Regions from separate parts of the Homo sapiens genome. Here region 1 is linked to region 2. A link is a loop called in an ENCODE intact Hi-C map of the cell type or tissue named here. Cell type or tissue: heart right ventricle. All regions are shown on one strand. Links, peaks and the distances in the headings refer to the core of each region. The heading gives the core; the rest is flanking DNA. Region 1 overlaps ANO10 (anoctamin 10). Region 2 overlaps ANO10 (anoctamin 10).

Evidence for each region. A loop is a pair of places that touch in the nucleus more often than their neighbours do. Peaks named below come from ENCODE experiments on the same cell type or tissue, not always from the same donor. Only the 100,000 strongest peaks of a DNase experiment are listed, where the experiment ranks them.
Region 1: a loop joins it to region 2, with 6 times the contacts of the local background. A loop is called at or near these places in 1 of 110 quality-filtered maps.

What each region holds. Positions count from the first base shown.
Region 1 is chr3:43,417,159-43,427,560 of GRCh38, reverse strand. The region is part of intron 12 of ANO10 (anoctamin 10); the gene reads left to right. Among named protein-coding and RNA genes, the nearest start is that of SNRK-AS1, 70 kb to the right of the region's middle. In heart right ventricle, for the core only: a CTCF peak has its summit at 1,010; DNase peaks (open chromatin) are centred at 990, 4,108 and 8,819; H3K27ac peaks cover 5,811 bases.
Region 2 is chr3:43,358,393-43,368,794 of GRCh38, reverse strand. ANO10 (anoctamin 10) reads left to right here. Exons shown (of 13, transcript NM_018075.5): 13 at 1,821-2,947. The coding sequence ends at 1,889. Among named protein-coding and RNA genes, the nearest start is that of SNRK-AS1, 12 kb to the right of the region's middle. In heart right ventricle, for the core only: no CTCF peak of the experiment used is centred there; DNase peaks (open chromatin) are centred at 4,644 and 5,006; H3K27ac peaks cover 6,324 bases.

The sequences.
Region 1 (10,402 bases), core at 939-8,938, 59 kb before region 2:
GCTTATCAGTAGAAATTATTACTTATGGATAGTTATTATGTTTAATTTATACCTTAATTGCTACTTTTCAACTCAAGTCTCATTTTATGGGCAAAATATGATTGAGAAATTTGACAGTCCTTAAATAGGGTTGTGCATTTTACATGTAAACCCTTGTGAAAAACACATGTACTTAGACCCTATGCCCTGAAGATTCTTCTTCCCTAAATCGAAGGTGGCGCCCAGGGACTTACATTTTTTTTAAAATGCTCCTGTGTCTCCACCCCACTTTTATCAATCCCCACCCCCCAGCAAAAATAGATTCCCAAGCATGGCCAGGTGAGTGCCAAGAACAAGCAAGTTTGAGGCCACCTTGTGCCACCTGTGGACAAGTCAGGTGGCCTCTTCGCACCTCAGTTTTTTATTTTTATATATTTTTTTTTCATAAAATGAAAGACTGGATTCCCCAGTCTATGGGAAGGCCCAAGAAATCTCCTTTTTAAACCAGCACATCAAGTGATTCTAATTCAGGGTCCTTGGATCCCATTTGGAGACATGCTCTGTGGATTCAGTTATTCTTCTCAGCTTGTGACAGGAGGAGTGGTGGTGGATTGCTGAAATGAATGTGGGAAGGAAATGTACTGAAAACAGATCTTTTTTGGTACAAATAGGAAGCTATGTGTGTTTCTAAATATATAGGCAAATTAGACATACTTGAAGGTGGGAGGCAAACTGAGGAAAATAAAATAGTTTACTTTGCATAGGGCATTTTCAAATGATTAGGCTTTATTTGGCTGAAACCTTTACAAAGAATTGTAGACAGTAAATATCATCCTAGTGATGCCCTTTTATTTCTCTTCAAATTGATTTATTCATCTCTCAGTCATTTTAAGATCCAATTAAAAATAGAAAGGATTCTAATGCAGGAACCATTTGATAACTCCGTGGCCTGGAGCACAAGGACAACATCCACTTAACCTGCTTCTGGGCAGTCAGCCCTCCTGGGAGCCCAGAACACACAGAAGCCAGGGAGCAGGGCTGGCTGCCTAGAGCCTTTGAGAAAGAAAACAGCCTCAGGAATCAGTTAAATGAACAAGAGAAGGACTTTAAGGAGACACTACTAATTATAGCTCTCAGGGGCCTCAAATTAGGTGTAGGACCCTTAACTAGACAGGCCAACTGGGCCAGGCCTTATCAAATAATGTCTTTGTTTTTTAGAGTTAAGTGTATTTAAATTAATTTATGTTAATGGAAAAACCAAACTCTGTAAGATATTTAAAGAGGTTTATTCTAAGCCAATATGAGTGACCATAGTCCCAGGGAACAGTCTCGAGGTCCTGAGAAAGTGCCCAAGGCAGTCACGTTACAGTTTGGTTTCATTATGCATTTTAGGGAGACAGAAGTTACAGAGAAAGACATAAATAAATACATGTGAGGTATACATTGATGCGATGTGAAAGGTGTGGAGGCGGGGGAGGGATGGGCTTACAGGTCATAGGTGGATTCAAATTGGCAATTGGTTGAAAGAGTCAAGCTTTGTCTAAAGACCTGGAGGCAGTAGAAGGAAATGCCTGAGTTAAGATAAAGGGGTTTGTGGAAGCCAAGGTTCTTGTTGGGTAGATGGTAGCACCCTTCAGAGGGGATACATGGTAAATGTTTCTTCAGACCTTAAGAGGTATCAGACTCTTGGTTCATCTCTCCTAGATCCAGGAAAGGACTGGCTGTATTAATGGATATTCTCTACAGACGCAGATTTCCCCCACAAGAGATAGTATTGTGGAACCATTTCAAAATACGTCAAAGAAATATATTGTGGGGTAAAATATTTGATTTCCTTTGGGGTCTGCTATCTGTCATGTGATGCTGTACTGCAGCCAGGTTGCAATTTGTTATCTTACTGCCACAAAGGGTCTGTTTTGACAGTCTAATGATCTCTATTTTAATGTTAATGCTGGTGGTAGTCATTTGTACCTAAACTCCAAAAGGGAGAATGTATAATGAGGCCTGCCAACCTCCCTGTCATGGCTGAGAATTCAGCTTTCCAGGATTCTCTGAGGTCCCTTTGGCCCAGGGGAGGGGGTCCGTTCTGTTAGTTGAGCAGCTTAGGATTTTATTTTTGGTTTATATTTAAGTATTCAGTGTTAAATTAGGTTAAATATTAACCTAATTTAATAGGTTTTTTTCAACATTTCGTAAGAACTTCTGAACTTCTTCCCCCCGCTCCATTTGTGCTCTCAAGTTAAGGTAAATAGAGGCTGGGCACAGTGGCTCATGTCTGTAATCCTAGCACTTTAGGAGACCAAGGCAGACAGATAGCTTGAGACCAGCCTGGGCAACATGGCAAGACCTCATCTCTATTTAAAAAAAAAAAAAAAAAAAAAGTTACAGTAAATACATAAGCATTTTTAATGGAAACTGTAAAATTTTACAGCCTAGAATTAAGGTGCTAAAGTATTTGACTATTGAATAGGTAATCACATATTAATCTGCTAACATCTAGTTCAGAATGAAATGTTAAATCCAAATACAGAATTAGCCTCTAACAAAGCCAATAGCCACAGTCCTTAGGAAGGGGTGGTCTACTTCCTGGGGCCCCAAGTCAGGTCTAGGCCCAGTAAAAAGTACCAAAGTTTATGGTATATCTATCATTTGGGTGGCCTGTCTGAGCCTGCCTCTCCCTTTCTTCTTTCACTGGAAGGTTTGTCTTCCAGCCCTGTCACCACCCAAAGGGTTCATTTCGCCCGCTGCCCAGATAGAGCCAATTTATCAAGACAGGAGAATTGCACTAGAGAACTAGTTTAATTCATGCAGAGCAGGTTGAACATGAGAGCAGTTTTATTATTACTCAAATCAGTCTCCCCAAAAATTCAGACTAGAGTTTTTCAAGGATAGTTTGGTGGGTAGGGGGCCAGGGAATGGGGAGTACCGACTAATTGGATCAGAGGTGAAATCACAGTGAGTCAAAGCTGTCTTCTTCAGCTGAGTCAGTTCCTGGGTGAGGGCCACAGGACTGGTTGGTGAATCTGGTGGAGCCATCAGTCCTCAGAAATGCAAAAACTGGAAAAGAGATTTTAAAAGACCGATCTTAGATTCTACATGTTATCTGCAGGAGTAACTGGGGAAGTTGCAAGTCTTGTGGCTAATTTGTTAGTTTTATAAAGGTGGTCTGGCTCCCAGGCAAGAAAGGAGTTTGTTTCAGGAAAGGACTGTTAATCATCTTTGTTTCAAAGTTAAACTATAAACTAAGTTTCTTCCAAAGTTAGTTCGGCCTTTGCCTAGGAATGAGCAAGGGCAGCTAGCTTAGAGGTTGGAAGCAAGATGGAGTTGGTTAGATCAGATCCCTTTCAGTGTCATAACTTTCTCACTGCAACGATTTTTGCAAAGGAGGTTTCAGCCCTGTGTAGCTGCAGAGAAGTGACTTGACCTTCCTGTATTAGAGTCCCCCCAACACTCAAATGGGGCAAAGTCAGAATGAGGCTGGAATGAGGCAATGTGAGTAAGACCCATTATGGAGCAGTGTGTTGGGGGAATGAGGATGATGAGGGAGGAGGAGGACCAACTCATGCATTCGCTGGGTGAACCCAGCAAGGAATTCTAGGATAAAATGGTACCGTAACATCAGATTTGCCTGGAGAGTCAGAATTCTACCTTTGTGGCAATCCCACCTATTTTCATGACCTAACACAGCTGGGCTGTAATAACAATGAGGTAGTAACAGCTGACATGTAGTGTGTGAGAACATGAGCCAGGCACTGTTCTAAACCTTTTGCATGTGCCAGTGTCTCTTCAGAACAGCTCTCCACGGTAGGGTCTGTTAGCCATTTGCAGGTAATTTTTTGCACAGTAAATTTCTCTCCAATTGATAAAATGATAACCTCCTTTAAAGATGATTAATGCACAAATAAATACTGGCTCCTTTGCACCTTTTGGGTCTAGCAAGATTCCCAAGCACTCCTACTTTGTAACTCTGACCACCAGTATACCTGCCCTCTGCAGTCAGCTTCACAGACCCCACCTCCTGGAGAAAGCCTTCTTCCCATTGTGTAACAGGAGCCTGGTGCCCATTTCTGTTCATTTGCCCCACTATAGTTTGTTCTGTTTCAGTCTCCCTTGTGAGCTGCGAGGTCCCCGAGGGCCAGGTGATGACTCACTCACTGCTGAGTCCCCTCACCCAGCATAGGGCCTGGCGCCCAATAGACTCTGAATAAATATCCACTTAATCAAACTGAGTTTGTTGACTCACATGTAATTCACAAGCCAATATATTAAATAAATAAGGACAAATGATGTCCTTGGACAAAAAAAAGAGTCTTAAAATAGATACTCTGGCAGAAATGGAAACAGGTCATGTGCCTTTCTGGGATCACTGGGGAAGAGAATGCATTCTGAAGAATTGTATGTGGACACTTTAGAAGGACCACATACCTTGCCTTGATAAAGCTCAAATCCTTTTTTTTTTTTTTCCAAAAAAAATCTGACTGTGATTGACATCAGTAACAAGAGTAGCTCCCCAAGATTGTAAAATAACCCCAAATCACGCAAGAAAGAATTCTAAAATAGTTTGTACTTTGCACTTGTACTTGTTAGCTAGAAAACTAATTCAGGCTCTGGAGCAATCCTCCTTTTATCACTGATGGGTAGACTTTTTCCTCCTGTATTTTATGTTTTCACTAGAGAAAAATTTCTTTAAAGTGCACAGAGGCATCCAGACAGTAAAATAAAACTACAGCTCTTCTGATCGTTGTCTTCCTCAGTAAACAATGTATGTAAGTGACTACTTATCTCATTGGTTTGCTAAGCAAACTGTAAAATTTATATATCTTAATATTCCCCGTAGATGTGAGAAACATGGCCAAATCATAGGCAGATTTATTTTTTCTTATGAAAACTACTGAATAGGCTGTGAAATGGAATAAAATTTACCATTTTTCAAGTCACCCCATTGATAGATTGGAAGCAATGTGGTAAGAGGGGGCCTGGAGGCACAGGTCCATTCCACAGAGAAAGGCCTTGGGGCCACTATGCTGTAGAAGTGATGGCTGTGTGCTTGGGACCATTTTCACAGATGTCATTCAAATGTATTTGCATTGGTAAAGAAAAAACTTGCCTCATAATAAATTCTAGAGATATCAGAATGCTTAAAACTATATTTAAAAACAACAAAAAAGGGTGGGCGCGGTGGCTAACACCTGTAATCCCAGCACTTTGGGAGGCTGAGGCAGGCGGACCACAAGGTCAGGAGTTTGAGACCAGCCTGACCAACATGGTGAAACCCCGTCTCTACTGAAAATACAAAAATTAGCCGGGCATGGTGGCACGCACCTGTAATCCCAGCTACTCAGGAGGCTGAGGCAGGAGAGTCGCTTGAACCCGTGAGGCAGAGGTTGCAATGAGCTGAGATCTCACCACTGCACTCCAGCCTGGGCGACAGAGCGAGACTCCATCTCAAAAAACAACAATAGCAACAACAACAAAAAAGATGTATTCTTTTTTAAAGTTAGAGTTCCAATCTCATATTCTGTATTAGATTAATAATTGCATTGCCATGATGGTCAACATATGGGAGAGCAGCTCTTCTTTTGCAGGTAAATGCCTAGGATTGGCTTATGTATCCATTTATTTACTTTTTATTAAATATTTTAGGAAATTAAAAGATTATACTGTTAGATGAAAAAGTTATGAAGAGGGAGGTAGAGATTTTATGTTACACGTATTTTACCACAATAAAAAAACTTTTTTTTTTGGAGACATGGTCTTACTCCGTCACTCAGGCTGGAGTGCAGTGGCACGATCACAGCTCACTACAGCCTTGACCTTCCAGGCTCAAACAATCCTGCTTCCTCAGCCTACCAAGTAGCTGGAACTACCAGTGTTAGCCACCACACCTCTCTAATATTTTGTATTTTTCTGTATATTTATAGTAGAGACAGGGTCTTGCCATGTTGCCCAGGCTGGTTTCGAACTCCTGGGCTCAAGTGATCTGCCCACCTGGGCCTCCTAAAGTGCTGGGATTACAGGTATGAGCCACCATGCCCAGTTCTTTTCTTTTCTTTATTTTTTGAGACAGGATGTCACTTTGTCACCCAGGCTGGAATGCAGTGGAATGCATGCTCACTGCAGCCTCGACCTCCCAGGCTCAAATGATCTTCCTGCCTCAGTCCCCCAAGTAGCTAGGACTATAGGTGTGCACCACCATGCCCAGCTAATTATTATTTTTATTTTTTGTAGAAACAAAGTTTCACCATGTTCCCCAGGCTGGTCTAGATCTTCTGAGCTCAAGCAATTCACCCACATTGGCCTTCCAAAGTGCTGGGATTACAAGTGTGAGCCACCGCTCCCAGCCCTGGCCAGTTCTTTTCTTGAGACAGTCTTGCTCTGTCATCTACCCTGGAGTGTGGTGGCGCAATCTGGGTTCCCTGCAACTTCCACCTCCTGGGTTCAAGCAATTCTCCCACCTCAGCCTCCCGAGTAGCTGGGACTACAGGTGTGTGCCTCCATGCCCAGCTAATTTTTGTATTTTTAGTAGAGACAGGGTTTCGCCATGTTGGCCAGGCTGGTCTCAAACTCTTGACCTCAAGTGATGCATCCATTTTGGCCTCCCAAAGTGCTGGGATTACAGGTGTGAGCCACCGTGCTTGGCCCCTGGCCAATTCTTTTTAAAAGATTATACTGTTGGCATCATCGAATTTAAAGATACTGGTCTATGACTACCAGACAAGAAGCTTTTTGGAAGCAGGATTACTCCAGAAATGTAGATTTATAATCGTTGAATGAAATAGTCATTAATTAAGTGAACATCATTAAGGTCAAAGCCCCATCCCTTTGTGCCTTTTTTCAACTATTAAGTGCTAATCCTTTGACTTTGAAATTATCCTGTGTGTGTTATAGTTGGGTATTAGATTCAGGAAACCATTATTAAATATTTAATATACTTTCCTACACCAAAAGTGTAGGAAACCACACTTAAAAAAAAACTTTGTTTTTAATTACTAGTAAACTGCTAAAATAGGAAATTTTTTGTTTACTGTAACAAACAGTATTCCTTTCCTTTCCTTTCTTTTTCCTTTTCTTTTTCTTTGTCTTTTTCCTTTGCTTTTGCTTTTTGTTTTTGTTTTTCTTTTTCTTTTTTGAGACAGGGTCTGGCTCTGTTGCCCAGGCTGGAGTACAGTAGCATGTTCACAGCTCACTGCAACCTGCAACCTGCACCTCCTGGGCTCAAGCTATCCTCACACCTCAGCCTCCTGAGTATCTGGGACTACAGGTGTGCGCCACCATGAAGGGCTAATTTTTGTATTTTTTGTAGAGACAGGGTTTCATCATGTTGCCCAGGCTGGTCTCAAACTCCTGGGCTCAAGCAATCCACCCTCCTCAGCCTCTCAAAGTGTTGGGATTACTGGCGTGAGCCACTGTGCCCAGCATATTTTTTACTTGATTTCCAATGCTATAGGATCTCAAGAATATGACTGAATATTATATTATGTAATAAACATAGAGAAACTGGGCTGAAATATATTAGTGATTGATAGGCTAGGAAATTTAGACTTTTAAAGTAAAGCCCTAAGAACAACATGTTTGCTCATTTGTTTCTTTCTCTTAAGAATAGAATGTAGAAAACAAGAAATGTTTGGATTTAAGAACTCTTTTAAATACTACCTAAAGGAAAATAATCACTTCATAAAGAAATAATGCTTATGAGAACATAAATAGTAATATAGTGAACCCATATGTAACTCAAAATGAAAATACAGATATTAAAATTCAGCAACAGCTGGGTGCAGTAGCTCACGCCTGTCATCCCAGCACTTTGGGAGGCCGAGGTGGGTGGATTGTTTGAGGTCAGGAGTTCAAGACCAGCCTGGCCAACATGGTGAAACCCCATCTCTACAAAAATACAAAGAATTAGCCAGCCATGGTGGTGCACAGCTGTAGTCCCAGCTACTGAGGAGGCTGAGGCAGGAGAATTGCTTGAACCCGGGAGGCGGAGGTTGCATTGAGCCAAGATCACACTCCAGCCTGGGCAACAGAGCAAGACTCCATCTCAAAAAAAAAAAAAAATGCAACAAATACTAATTGAATACATCTATGATTGAAACACAAAAATATATCAGAAGTTCTCTGCATCATATAATTGTCCAATGTTAGAGTTGAAAAATTCTATAGAAATGATCTTTTTAGGAATTCTGACTTTACAGATTAAGGAATGGATCTCCAGCTGTTGTTGTCAGCTTCTACGATGTTCTACAGTGATCCCTGCTGCCTAGTATTTATGCCCTTGTGGAGTCCTCTCCCACTTTGTATCTTGATTTTTCTGTGTGATCAGTAGAATACTGTAGAAATGACGTTATGTTTCTTCTGAGGCCAGGTCATTAAACAACATGATGGCTTCTGCCTTCTCCCTCTTGAATCACTCTTCCTCTTGCGAAGCTAGCTGCCATGTTGTGAGGACACTCAGCCAGCCAGTGTAGAAGCCTACAGGACTAGGAACATGGCTTATTGCCAACAACCATGGGAGCAAGTGATCTTGGAAACAGATTCTCTGGGCTAGGAGTTGGCAAACTTTTTCTGTAAAGGGCCAGATAATAAATACTTTAGGCACGTGGGCCATCCAGTCTCTATCACAGCTAATAGTTCTGCTGCTGTAATGCAAAAGCAGTCTTAGACATACGTAAATGAAAGAGCGTGGCTATGTTCCAGTAAACTTTGTTTACCGAACAGGCTGTAGGCCAGTTTTGGCTTAGGGACCTATTGCCATTCCCTTCTTTAGCCTTAGCTCTAAGCCTTTGAATGACTGCAGTTCCTGCCTACATCCTGACTATAGCTTTGTGAGAGACTCTGAGCCAGAGCCACCCAGCTGCTTCCAAATTCCTGACGCACAGGAAGTGTGAGATAATAAATGCTTGTTCTAAGCCACTAAGTTTTGGGATAATTTGTTACGCAGTAATAGATAACCAATGCATCAACAATCCAGGAAGGGAGGCTGGGTGACAGATGAACTGTTTGGCTATGAGTTAATCATTGTTGAAGCCAGGTGATGAGTAAGTTGGGGTTCATTATTCTCTCTACTTTTGTATAATAAAATGGAAAAAGAAAAGGAAATTGGTCACTAAGAAGGATATGTGATTTGTCTAAAATCAGACCCTCAGCACTTTGAAAAAGCCCATGCTGTACACCCAGGTCTCTGGCCCTAAAGTCCCATGTTCTCTTAGCTACCTCTCCCTGCATAAGTAACAACCAATAAAGATCTAGCCCTTTGGCTAAGTTTTCCTTCCAATTCTTTGTTTGTTTGTTTTGGTTTGGTTTTTGTTTTGAGACAGTCTCGCCCTGTCACCCAGGCTGGAGTGCAATGGCACTGTCTTGGCTCACTGCAACTTCTGCCTCCCAGTTTCAGACGATTCCCCTGCCTCAGCCTCCTGAGTAGCTGGGATTACAGGCACCTGCCACCACCCCCATCTAATTTTTTTATTTTTAGTAGAGATGGAGTTTCACCATGTTGCTCAGGCCAGTCTTTAACTCCTGACCTTGTGATCCGCCTGCCTCAGCCTCCCAAAGTGCTGGGATTACAGGCGTGAGCCACTGCGCCCGGCCTTCCTTACAATTCTTTACCACCTTAGTACCTCCAGTTTAACATCCAAGACAATTCTTTGGACTTTGATATCATTGCTGTTATCGAACCATCCTTGAGGCTCTTTAGACCATAGACTATAAGCTTAGAGCTGAGGGAGGGAGCCTTGGTGAGACATGTATGGAATTGAACCTCCATGTGACCTGAAATATAATATTTAACATTTATTTAATTTTGCCATTGATAGAGCACTAGCAGTCCACTATCTTTATTAATCCTCGCACAGCCTATAAGAATAGACCTGTCAGGTCGCAATATAGCAGTTTATGTTTGACTTTAAATAAAAGCACTATTGAAGCAGCTACATTGTGTGGGGTAAATACCTGGGGTTCGTCGTCTTGCACCAAGAAAATTTAGGACACGAACACACGCGAGGAGTTTAGGAGTGGAAGTTTAATGGGCAGAATAAAGAGAAAAAAAGAAAGGAAAACAGCTCTCTCTCTAGTAAGAGAGGGGACTTCCGAGAGGAAAAGAGCAACCGGTAGTGGATGCGCCGGACTTTGTAGTCCGGCTTGAGGAGGCAGTGTCTGATTTAAGTAGGGCTCACAGATTGGTTCAGTCAGGTGTGACGTTTACATAGCCGTGGGGAAGGCTGGTCGCCCCACCCTAATGTTATTATGCAAATAAACTTTCCCCTTGGCCAGCGCCATCTTGTCTCCTTCTTACTACACATGTGGTTGGCAGAGAACGGAAGATGGAGCCACCATTTTGAATATGCCTAGTCCCAGGTAGTTCTTTCCTTCTGGCATTCACCCGTGCAAGTTCCCAGCTTGCCTGTCTGTGTCTGCAGCTGGACTTTAC
Region 2 (10,402 bases), core at 1,512-9,511:
CAGGAGGATCCCTTGAGCCCAGGAGTTCGAGGTTGCAGTGTGATCACGCCTCTGCACTCCAGCCTGGGCAACAAAGTGAGACCCTGGCTCTTGAAAAAAAAAAAAAAAGACATTTTAAAAGTCTTACAAGTATTAAATGATAACAGCTAGAAGAGTCTGCAGTGAACCTGGGCTGAAATATTACAGTTTTTATTTATGGTGATATTTTATATCTGTAGTTAACAGCATGGGCTTGTGGGAAGACCTGAAATGTTAGTAATGGAAGAGGTAGCAGATGCAAAAAACTCTGGGGAGACTTTTACAGTGCCTAGCAGTTCAGCCTTTCTAGGTTTGTGAACTATTAAACCATCTCTATCCCCCTGGCAGGATGAAGGTTATAGAAATCTTGCAGTGGTGGGTCATTTGGACAGGGCATGTCCCTGGGCCAGTGTTAACTTGTGTGTCTACCCCCTACTCCAGGCCTACTGAAATGCTGTGGCCCCTGCAGAAAGAACCCTCTTACCCCCACCGCAGGTAAACTGGTCACCTTGACTCTCCGTAGCCCCCTTTCTCATCAAAAGCCATCTCCTAAGCCCTGCTTAGACCTGGATAAGAAAGGGCCAGCCAGTCCCCTCCCCAAGCCAAATGCAGAGGGCTCAGCTTCCAGGAGCCATCATGAGCCGCCCTGTGGGAGACAGGCCAGGCTCAGAAAACATGAGAATGGTCAGGAGTTGAGAGCACCTTCCTGAGGTGCTGCAGATCTAAAGGATCCTTAGGAGGGTAAATTAAAGCAGCAGACAAGGACTTTTGATTGACAGTCTGTGAAAGGGGCTTCTCCCACTGAAAGCCACAGGGAGCATGGTATTGCTTCCAGCCCTGGGTGGCACTTGGGGCTCTCAAGATGAGTAGCCAGGTACTGGGGGTACCAGCCATGTTTGCGCTCAGAGTTTTGTTTTTCCATAGGTGAATCACTGTTATCAAAAATCTGTTTGAAGCCAACTTCCACAGTATTATAGTTATTCATTTATTCAACGAATAGGGCAGAGCTGTAGTGGTGTTTTCTAGCCATAAAACCGAAGTGACTGGGAGCTTCAGGGCTGGGGTAGGGGAAGGTAGGAGCAGCAGAACTGTCCCCTACGCCGCTGCCTGACTTGTGGGAACAGGCTCTCCCTTCTGACACCTCCCTGGAAGTCTCCCATCCTGCCCTCGAGGAGGGCACCTCTATCTTGACGTCACCCTCACAGAGACTTCATGGGTTGTTCCCAGTGAGGATGGGGGCGGAGGGGTGAGTGTAAGTCCTGTGGCTGTACTAGGGACAAAAGGCTGGTGAGAAACATCTGATGATTTGGGGCATCTGTTCTGTGCCAGGGACTTCATGGACAACAATACTTGCAGCCACCCTGCAAAATAGGCACTATTGCTCTCACTGCAGATTTGGAAACTCCGGCTCAGTGAGGTCAAACTGCCAGGGTCGCTCAAAGCACAGGGGCAAAGCAAGCACTTGGTCCCAAGCCTGTGCCCCGTCCTCTCTCAGGCCCTGTCCGCCTATTCCCCTCATCCTGGCCATCCAGGGAGGAGGAGACGCCAGCTGCTTCTCATTTCAGTGTCCTTAAAATCCCTGCTGGTCTGGGCTCACACAGTGCGACATTGCATTTCCACCACACCAACTGTCTCCCATCTCCTCAGAGTCAGACCCAGGGACTTGCAGGAAGCTGCAGGCAGCATCAGAGTCACCACTTCCCTGGGGTCAAAGCCGCTGGCCAGGCTTCCACAGAGAGCAGAGGCCTCGGCCACTACTTAGGCTTCTGTGGCTCACCTGGTGTCCTGTTTTCTCTTAACAGCAAATGAAGCTCGTGACCGAGAACCTGAAGGAGGAACCAATGGAAAGCGGGAAGGAGAAGGCAACCTGAGTGCCCAGCGTGCCCAGCTGCCCTGTTGGCAGAGGCCTGTGTCTGTGCCACACCTGCCACGGTGGCAGGGGGGGTACCCGGGGCAGCATCGTGGCTCCTGAACCCAGACCCAATGCTTAGCCAAACGAAGTGGCTCCCATGTGGCAAGCACCCTTCTCAGTTTCGCAGTGGCTTGGCTCGGGATCCTTGGCAGTTCCCCCAGCCCCACCCTGTCTGCTCCTTCCCAGTTCCTTCCCGGGCCCCACACGCTGCTCCAGCTGCCAACTTTGCTGCAGAGCCACTGCCGCCCTTGAGCCTCTCACCATGAGTGAGCCACCAGCTCTCCACGTTCCCCTCATAGCAGTGTCACTCCCAACCCCACCATGGCCCAGGGACCCGTGGACAGGTTGGGGATGGGGTGTGTGCCCACTGTGCTCATCACAGGAGCCTCAGTTGAGAGTGAGCGGGGTACAGTAAGGCAGTGCTTCCCACACTGGACCTCTTTCCTGGTTCTCTTTTGCAATACATTAACAGACCCTTTATCAACATAAACAATAGTAACTGAGCTATTAAAGGCAACCTCTCTGACTCCTTCTGCCTACATAGGTACCGCAATGGGCTTCCCTTTTCTGAAGCACTTGGTGAGGTCACTGAAGGTGGAGCGGTGAGATCAGGAGCCCAGGGTGAGGGGCTTGGCTGGAGGCCAGGCACCAAAGCTTGTAGCTGAAGGCTGGGCCATTTTTGAGAACTGCTGCTGGTGGTGCCCACCTACAGGGACACTAGGGCTGCTTTCACATGCAGGGTGTACCCATGGTGCCAAGCCAAGGGCCAGCAGCCACTCCTGGTGCCCTGGCCTGGGCTTGGGCTTGCAGAGAAAAGGGCCCTCCTTGCCCAGTGGTGCTGCCCACCTCCCTAGCTGTGTCCATGGACTGCCCTGCATTCACAGGCACAAGAATGCCATGTAGGCCAGTGCTGCCCACGTATACAGCCCTTCCCACCAGCGCTGGCCGTCCTGCTGTAGCCAAGACACTACAGACCCGTGGGCACCTCCACTCGGACAGCAGCAGATGCCCTGGCCCACCCGGAGAAGGTGAGAAGGTGAAGAGCGGGGAGGGCCGCCATGCTTCCTGGTTGGCAGAGGCCTGTTTCCCTCACCTCAGGAGTCGGGCATCTTGATCCCTCCTCCACCTCAGAGATGGGGCAGCCTCCTCAAGCCAATTCAAGCACCACTTGTCTTTGGAGGTCCCGACTCTCCCTGTCTGCCCCTTCATGGGTGTTTGTGTTGGTCCCGTGAGCCCATTCTGTTTTACAGAGTGGACACATGTCAGTGAGCTTTGTCCCTGCCCTTACATGGGATGAGCCACTCCAGGGCCTTGTTATTCGGCGGTTGTTCAGTGTTTGACAGACAGTTTCTAGAACAGGCTCATGTTTGGAAATGTCAGTGAATGGCAGCCACCAATATAGGCCTGAGTCTTGAGACCCAGGATCTTTACTCCATTTCAGCCTGGGCGCCTGTTTGCTGGGAAAGGAGAGGGTTGAAATGGCGCTCTTGGCACCAGCTCTTAGTGTCCCCCTATCCCCCAGAGCCCGGCTTTGGGAGTCAGTCGCATGAATGCAATTGGTTGTGAACCAGTGGGTCCTGGATTCCCGGAACGTGAAGCCACCAAATCACTTGCCACCTGCAGTGCCGCAGAGCCAGGTAGCCTCCTCCCAGCACTGTGACTGTGCCCTTCCCAGAAGCCGCCCATCTGCCCTTCCTCAGCGTCTGATTGGGCACAACTACACCACTTAACTAAGCCTTAGCCAGTCACTGCACAGGGGAGAACGGGACCCTCCAATGGGGCCAGACCTCAGGCACAAGGCCACGGGGGAGGGTGGATGTGGAACCAATTGGGTTGTGTCAAAAGGGATATTGGCAGGACGGGGAGGTTGCCGCGGTTTGCTAGGCTCTAGCTGGCTGGAGCTGTGGCGAGTTCCTCTTCTGTATCCCCCGGCCTGTCGTGGGTGCCATCTGGCACGCCGCAGGTGCTCAGGACTCAATGGCATAGTTGGAAGAGTAGGGGTAGAGGAACAGCGTGTCTGCTGCTTCACATTCTATAGCTCCCTCGCATCTAAGTTGGACTGAGGAAGACATCTAGGCCGATGCCGTCCCACCCACACCCTGGCCTCACACAGCCATTCCCTGCGGTCACGGTCCCCGCCTGGAACCCTGGGGGACCCCCTTCCCTGCACCTCACTTCATCCCCCAGCCCTTCTGGCCACTGGCTCGCCCACTGTTCTCTCGTTGCTGGCCTCACCTCAGCCTCAGATCCAACCCCACCACGCCCCCCACGAGCCTCTTGCGGGCCCACCCTCCCTGGCGGTGCTGCCTTAGGGGCCCCTGGTGACCCTACCCAAGAGAACCTCCCCACTTTGACCACCCAGTTCCCCCGACACCCCTGAGGACTCCAGAGGGTGAACTCCCCCCGCCCCCCGCCCCCCGCCCGACGGTTCCAGCCCGCCTTCCTCCATGGCTTCCAAGAGCTGGGAGGTACCAGCCCCGCGCCCGGCCAAGAAAAGTGCCCAGAGACAGAGCAGCCAAGAGTCAGGAGGCTGAGACTGCAGCGGCCCCTGAGGGACGGACAGGGGCAGGTAGGAAAGGCTTCGGAACCCGGGTCCAAACTCCTCATGGCTTAGAGGAGGGAGGCCCACGCCAGGGAACCACAGGAGACTGAACCCAGGTATTTGGATCCCAGGCCCAGAGCTCTCCCGGCACTGGACAGCTTCCAAGGAGGACAGCTGGAGAGCAGCTGTCGGGCAGGGCGTGGGAAAAGAACCTCGGCCACCCGGGGGAGGCCCCAGTGAGTTAAGCCCAGGCCCCGTTCTCACGCGCAAGCCCGTTCCACCTGCGACCTCGGAGAAGGGTTCCCAGGGAGCCCCCCGCCCCTGCAAGTTGCTCAGACGGGCTCTAGGTGCCCCGCGGCTCCTGCGGTATCTGCGCAGACAGCCCTGCCCGAGCGCTCCTGCCTCACCTCAAAAGTGGCCAGGGAGGTCGTGACTGTCGCATGCATCCCTAACCTGCCTCCCTCAAGCCATGAGATACAGGCTGTCTCCAAGTCCCACAGATTGTCACTGGGACTTGACCCCAGTGGGGGTTTGGCCGCAGGCCCAATTCACTTCACAGCCCAACTCTTCTCTTTCACACAACCAGCGCAGACCGTGTTGAGCCCTGTGCTGGTGACATTTCCTAGGTGCCCTCCCCATGGGGGAGGGCTGTCCCACTCCACACAGGCGGCTCCTCTCACTCTCCAGTGCACTAAAGCCCCACACAGAGGCCAACAGAAACCCCAGAGCATCCCAGGGCTGCAGCCTCCGGGCAGGGGGATCAGGCAGTGGACCCTTCCCCCTCATGGTGGCCACACTGCCAAACTCCCCATCAGCAGCTCAAAAGCTCAGACTTGAGAACAAATCTTTATTTTAGCAGCTTCACTAGCAAATAAGAAGCGAATGCTCATGGCCAACCAGCCCTGCAGCAAAGCTGGATGGCCAAGAGCCCTCTGGGTCACTGTTGCCTCACGTTGTCCCCATTTAATAAAGGAACCCTGAGGCTTGCAGGGTTCAAGTGATTTCTCCACAGCCCATGTCCACCCACATCTGTCCTTTGCCATCTGTGCCAAGCCCCGCTTCCACACAGGCTCTGCCCGGCACCTGAGACCCGTGTTCCCAGCCTCAAACCCTGTGGCTCCTGCCCTTCTTCCAGCACAAAAGTAGCAACAGGAAGAAGGAAGGCCGAAGGCCACACACTGAGGACCGAAGGGTCCAGACTGGTCCTTACTAAGTTTTAAGAACCCCATGACCCTGCAAGGACAGTGCCTGGCCAGTGCCTTGATAAACAGCCAGACAGTGTGGGCCTTGGTGAACTTCTTGCCAGTAGCTGAGTCTACAGGGTTGCCAGGCTCCAGGCCTCCCTGCATGCCCTCTACGCCCCATCCAAGGGACCTGACAGAACCTGGAGCCTCCAGCACCTCTGGAAGCCCAACAGGACACAGCCAGGGGAGCTGTGTCCTCAGGCTTGGGAACACCCTTCTGTCCCGACCACAAGATGGGCCACAGCCACTTGAGAAGGAAGATGCTTTTCCTGGTCCTGGGAAGGGAACCAGTCAGGTAGGCACCGTGGAAGGGTGTGGGGAGCCGCTTCCTAACTCTCCAGGAGTCAAAGTTAGGAGGTCTTGTTCGCTAGCCCAGGGCCCCAGTCAAGGCCTGCACCAGGGTGGGCAGGGAGCCTGAAATCAAGGCCTTGTGGCTGGAGCCAGGCTCAGCAACAGGGCCTCACGTTCCTCTGAGTGTGGCCACAGACCTTGGGAGAGCATCGCCTAGACCTTGTTCCATGCAGATGCCCAGTGCCACCACCCAGGCCTGAGAAGCCACATGGTGATGGTTTGGCCCAGGAATCTGTATCTTTAACAATGCTTGCATTGGATGCTGTTGCACGCTGAAATCCGAGAACCACAGCAGGTTAAAGAGCCTTGCTGGTTTCTGCCCAAGAGCAGCTGATGCTAAAGGCCCCTGCAGAGCCAGCCTCCTTCCCTGCCAACTTGCCACCATGGGGGCAGGTCTGGGGTGCTTCTATGGGGCTGCCAGGGATCTAGAGCCACAAGCATCCTGGGCCTGAACAGGATCCAGGACAGAAAGGAGCAACAAGGTATGGGACCCAAGAGACCAGTTTCTTCCCCACCTGGCGTTAGATGACTGACATCTCCCACCATCCTCTGTAAGCCTTGGAGATTCTTGGGCAATTCAGAGTTGGCAGCAATCTCCACTCAGCAGGGAGGAGACCCTTGACTTCCTGCTGATTGGTATGTGGGGGCCTCACATGATAGACAAGAGAGGTCTGATGAAGTTTGTCCCCTAAGTTTGTGGCACAGATCACGCTGATTGCATTTGGCTCAAGAAAGGTGGCCTCCTCGATAGATCTTATAGTGCTGGTGAATTTCTTCAGTGAAAGGGGAAAACAGTGGCACAGAGCACATGGATTATGAGGCTCCTTCCCTTGTATTATTCCCACCCACCCATTATTACCTCCTGTTTTCACCGGAGAGTCCCACGGCCCAGGGGGTGGATAGATGCAGTCACTGCAAGAAGTGGAGGCAGAGCTTCAATAAATCCAGGCCAGCTGACCCTCTGTGGGAGAAAGGAAAACGCACCCCCAAGTCTCCCAAGGCCCAGGCCTGGGCAACCAGCTGAGGTGTGAAGAGCTTCTGGCCAAATCATCAAATTAATGTGTGCTCAATACAAGGAAAATCACTGTATATTTCTGAAAAATTAACCAGAAGGGCAACAGTAGGGTAGACGTGGATACGTGGATATGTACCTCCCTTTACATAACTGTCCGGCTCAGAAAACAGAAACCAAAGGTGTCTCCATCCTAAGGGAGACTGAAGAGCAACTCACCGTCACCTCTACCTCCCCTTCCCAGAACACAAGGCCACAAACTGGCACCCAGAGTTTGTCCTAGCAAGTGGGGTCAATAAAGACAGGGAGGGCAATAGTGTGGCACAAACGACTGTTTTCTGGGACTTGCCCGCCCTTCTGCCACCATACTGGGGTGGCCTGCCTGGTCATGGTGCCCTTGTAAGCCGTTTGCTGCAGGAGCTGCTCTCCAGCTATAAATGGCTCTGTAGCTGCTGGCATTTGCACCACAACAGAAGGAAGAATGCAGGCTGGGATTTGCAGTAATAATCTGAATCCAGTGACGTGGCAGGCCTCCACCTAAAATACGTCCACTGATGCAGGATTTTGCTGCAATTCTTGCACAAACATGTTGATGACATTGATTCCTAATGGACAGAAGGCATCTTAGGGACTGAGAGGCACTTCTTGCCTAGTTCCAATTTCCTCTCAGACAGCTGGTCCCAGGGAATGGCCACCCAGACCAGGGAAGCTACCTAGAGCTGGAATTCTTTGGGAAATGTTGTGAGCCCAGGTCTTAGCCCCTGAATCTGAATGGTTCCTCATCATGAGGTGTAAGAAGTGGCTTCACCTAGTTTCATCTACATGCCTACAATCTCTTAGGACCAGATGTGTCACGGAATTTTGACTTGTTCAGGTGTTAGAAAGGTAACAAGATGCATATACATGTGTTATGCTGTTATGCAACAGCTTGAGTGTGGTATAAAGTGGACTCCTATAGTCAATTGCCTTAATATTGCTTTCCTCAGCCCTCTGTTACCAGAAGGTCAAAGGCAAAGTTGAGATAGTGCCATCTTCTCACACCTCTCCCCACCCAGCTGGGCAGCCTGAGGAGTGGGCTCCAGGATCAGGTAAACAGTGCATCCCTGGCCAAGACTCTTTTCTGAGCCTCATTGCCCCCTGCAAATGAAATGCAAACAACAGCCTGCCCTGCCCATCCCTTTCTGTGGGGTTCCATCAAAATAACAATTCTGCATTCTCTGGCTTTTAAGCCTCTGAAGTCTGCCTTTGAGAAGAGGTTCACACACCATGCCTCTTTTGCCCAAACACTTTTTTTTTTTTTTTTTTTGAGACGGAGTCTCCCTCTGTCGCCCAGGCTGGAGTGCAGTGGCACGATCTCAGCTCACTGCAAGCTCCGCCTCCTGGGTTCGCGCCATTCTCCTGCGTCAGCCTCCTGAGTAGCTGGGACTACAGATGCCTGCCACCACGCCTGGCTAATTTTTTCTATTTTTTAGTAGAGACAGGGTTTCACCATGTTAGCCAGGATGGTTTTGATCTGACCTCGTGATCCACCCGCCTCCGCCTCCCAAAGTGCTGGGATTACAGGCGTGAGCCACTGTGCCCAGTCTTTTTTTTTTTAGATGGAGTCTTGCTCTGTTGCCCAGGCTGGAATGCAGTGGTGCAATCTTGGCTCACTGCAACCTTCGCCTCCTGGGTTCAAGCAATTCTCCTGCCTCAGCCTCCCAAGTAGTTGGCATTACAGGCGCCTGCCACCACACCCAGCTAATTTTTGTATTTTTAGTAGAGACAGGGTTTCACCGTATTAGCCAGGCTGGTCTCGAACCCCTGACCTAAGGTGATCGGCCCGCCTCGGCCTCCCAAAGTGCTAGGATTACAGGCATGAGCCACCATGCCCGGCCCTCCTCTGAGACTCTTTTCGTGGCACACAAGTCATGAGTCAGTGGACAGGCAACGAGAATTTCGGGTTGAGAGCAGCATGGGTGAGCTAGAGAGAGCTGTGGAAGGGAAGGTGTCCAGGCAGAGCCAGGGGCAGGAGCAGTGTAGCTAAGAGGGAAAGAATTCCCATTTCCAAGACCCTCCATTCCATTCTTGAGTGCCCACCTGTGTTCTAACCACCTCTCTCCTCACACTTCCAGAGAGGCCCCCACAGTACCTACTCCTAGGTTTTTTTAAAATTCCCCTTGGCCTCAGGGTGACCTCTGGCTCACAGGCTGCACAGCCTTTATGAGAATTCTCAGGCTCACCTGCTGGTGTCCCACTCTCTGGCTTCACTCCCCACCTCCACATTTGAGTGGTCCCTGGGCTTCTGTCTCGGGCCTTTGCTGCCTTCTCTGGGCCTAAGCTCTCACCAAAGTCTCCCATTCTCAAGGGTGAGAGCATTCCTCAATACTTGCAGAGCACAGAGCTACAAAGGAATCCCTTGGCCAGGTGCAGAACCCACAGGTGCAAAATGAAAATGCAATGCCCTTTTTCAAACATTATTAAGAATTTTATCTTAGGCTGGGTGCAGTGGCTCACACCTGTAATTCCAGCACTTTCAGAGGCAGAGGCGGGTGGATCACCTGAGGTCAGGAGTTCAATACCAGCCTGGGCAACATAGTGAAACCCCGTCTTTACTAAAAATACAAAAATTAGCCGGGTGTGGTGGTGCACGCCTGTATTCCCAGCTACTCAGGAGACTGAGGTGGGAGAATCACTTGAGCCCAGGAGGTGGAGATTGCAGTGAGCTGAGATCGTGCCACCACACTCCAGCCTGGCAGAGTGAGACTCTGTCAACAACAACAACAACAAAATTTTATTTTATTTTTCAACTTTTAAGTTCAGAGGTACATGTGCAGGTTTCTCATATAGGTAAAACTGGTGTCATGGAGGTTTGTTGTACAGATTATTTCATCACCCAGGTATTAAGCCTAGTATCTATTATTTTTCCTGTCCTCTCCCTCATCCCACCCTTCACCTTCAGGTAGGCCTCAGTGTCTGTTGTTCCCTTCTATGTGTCCATGTGTTCTCATCATTTAGCTCCCACTTATAAGTGAGGACTTGTGGTATTTGGTTTTCTGTTCCTGTGTTAGTTTGCTAAGGATAACAGCCTCCAGCTCTATGCATATTGCAGCAAAAGACAAGATCTTGTTCTTCTTTATGGCTGTGTAGTATTCCATGGTGTATATGTACCACATTTTCTTTATCCAGTCTATCATTGATGGGCATTTAGGTTGATTCCATATCTTTGCTATTGTGAATAGTGCTACAGTGAACATAAATGTGCATGTCTCTTTATGATAGAACGATTTATATTCCTTTGGGTATATATCAAAAGTATATACCCCTTGGTATGTTGATAGTTC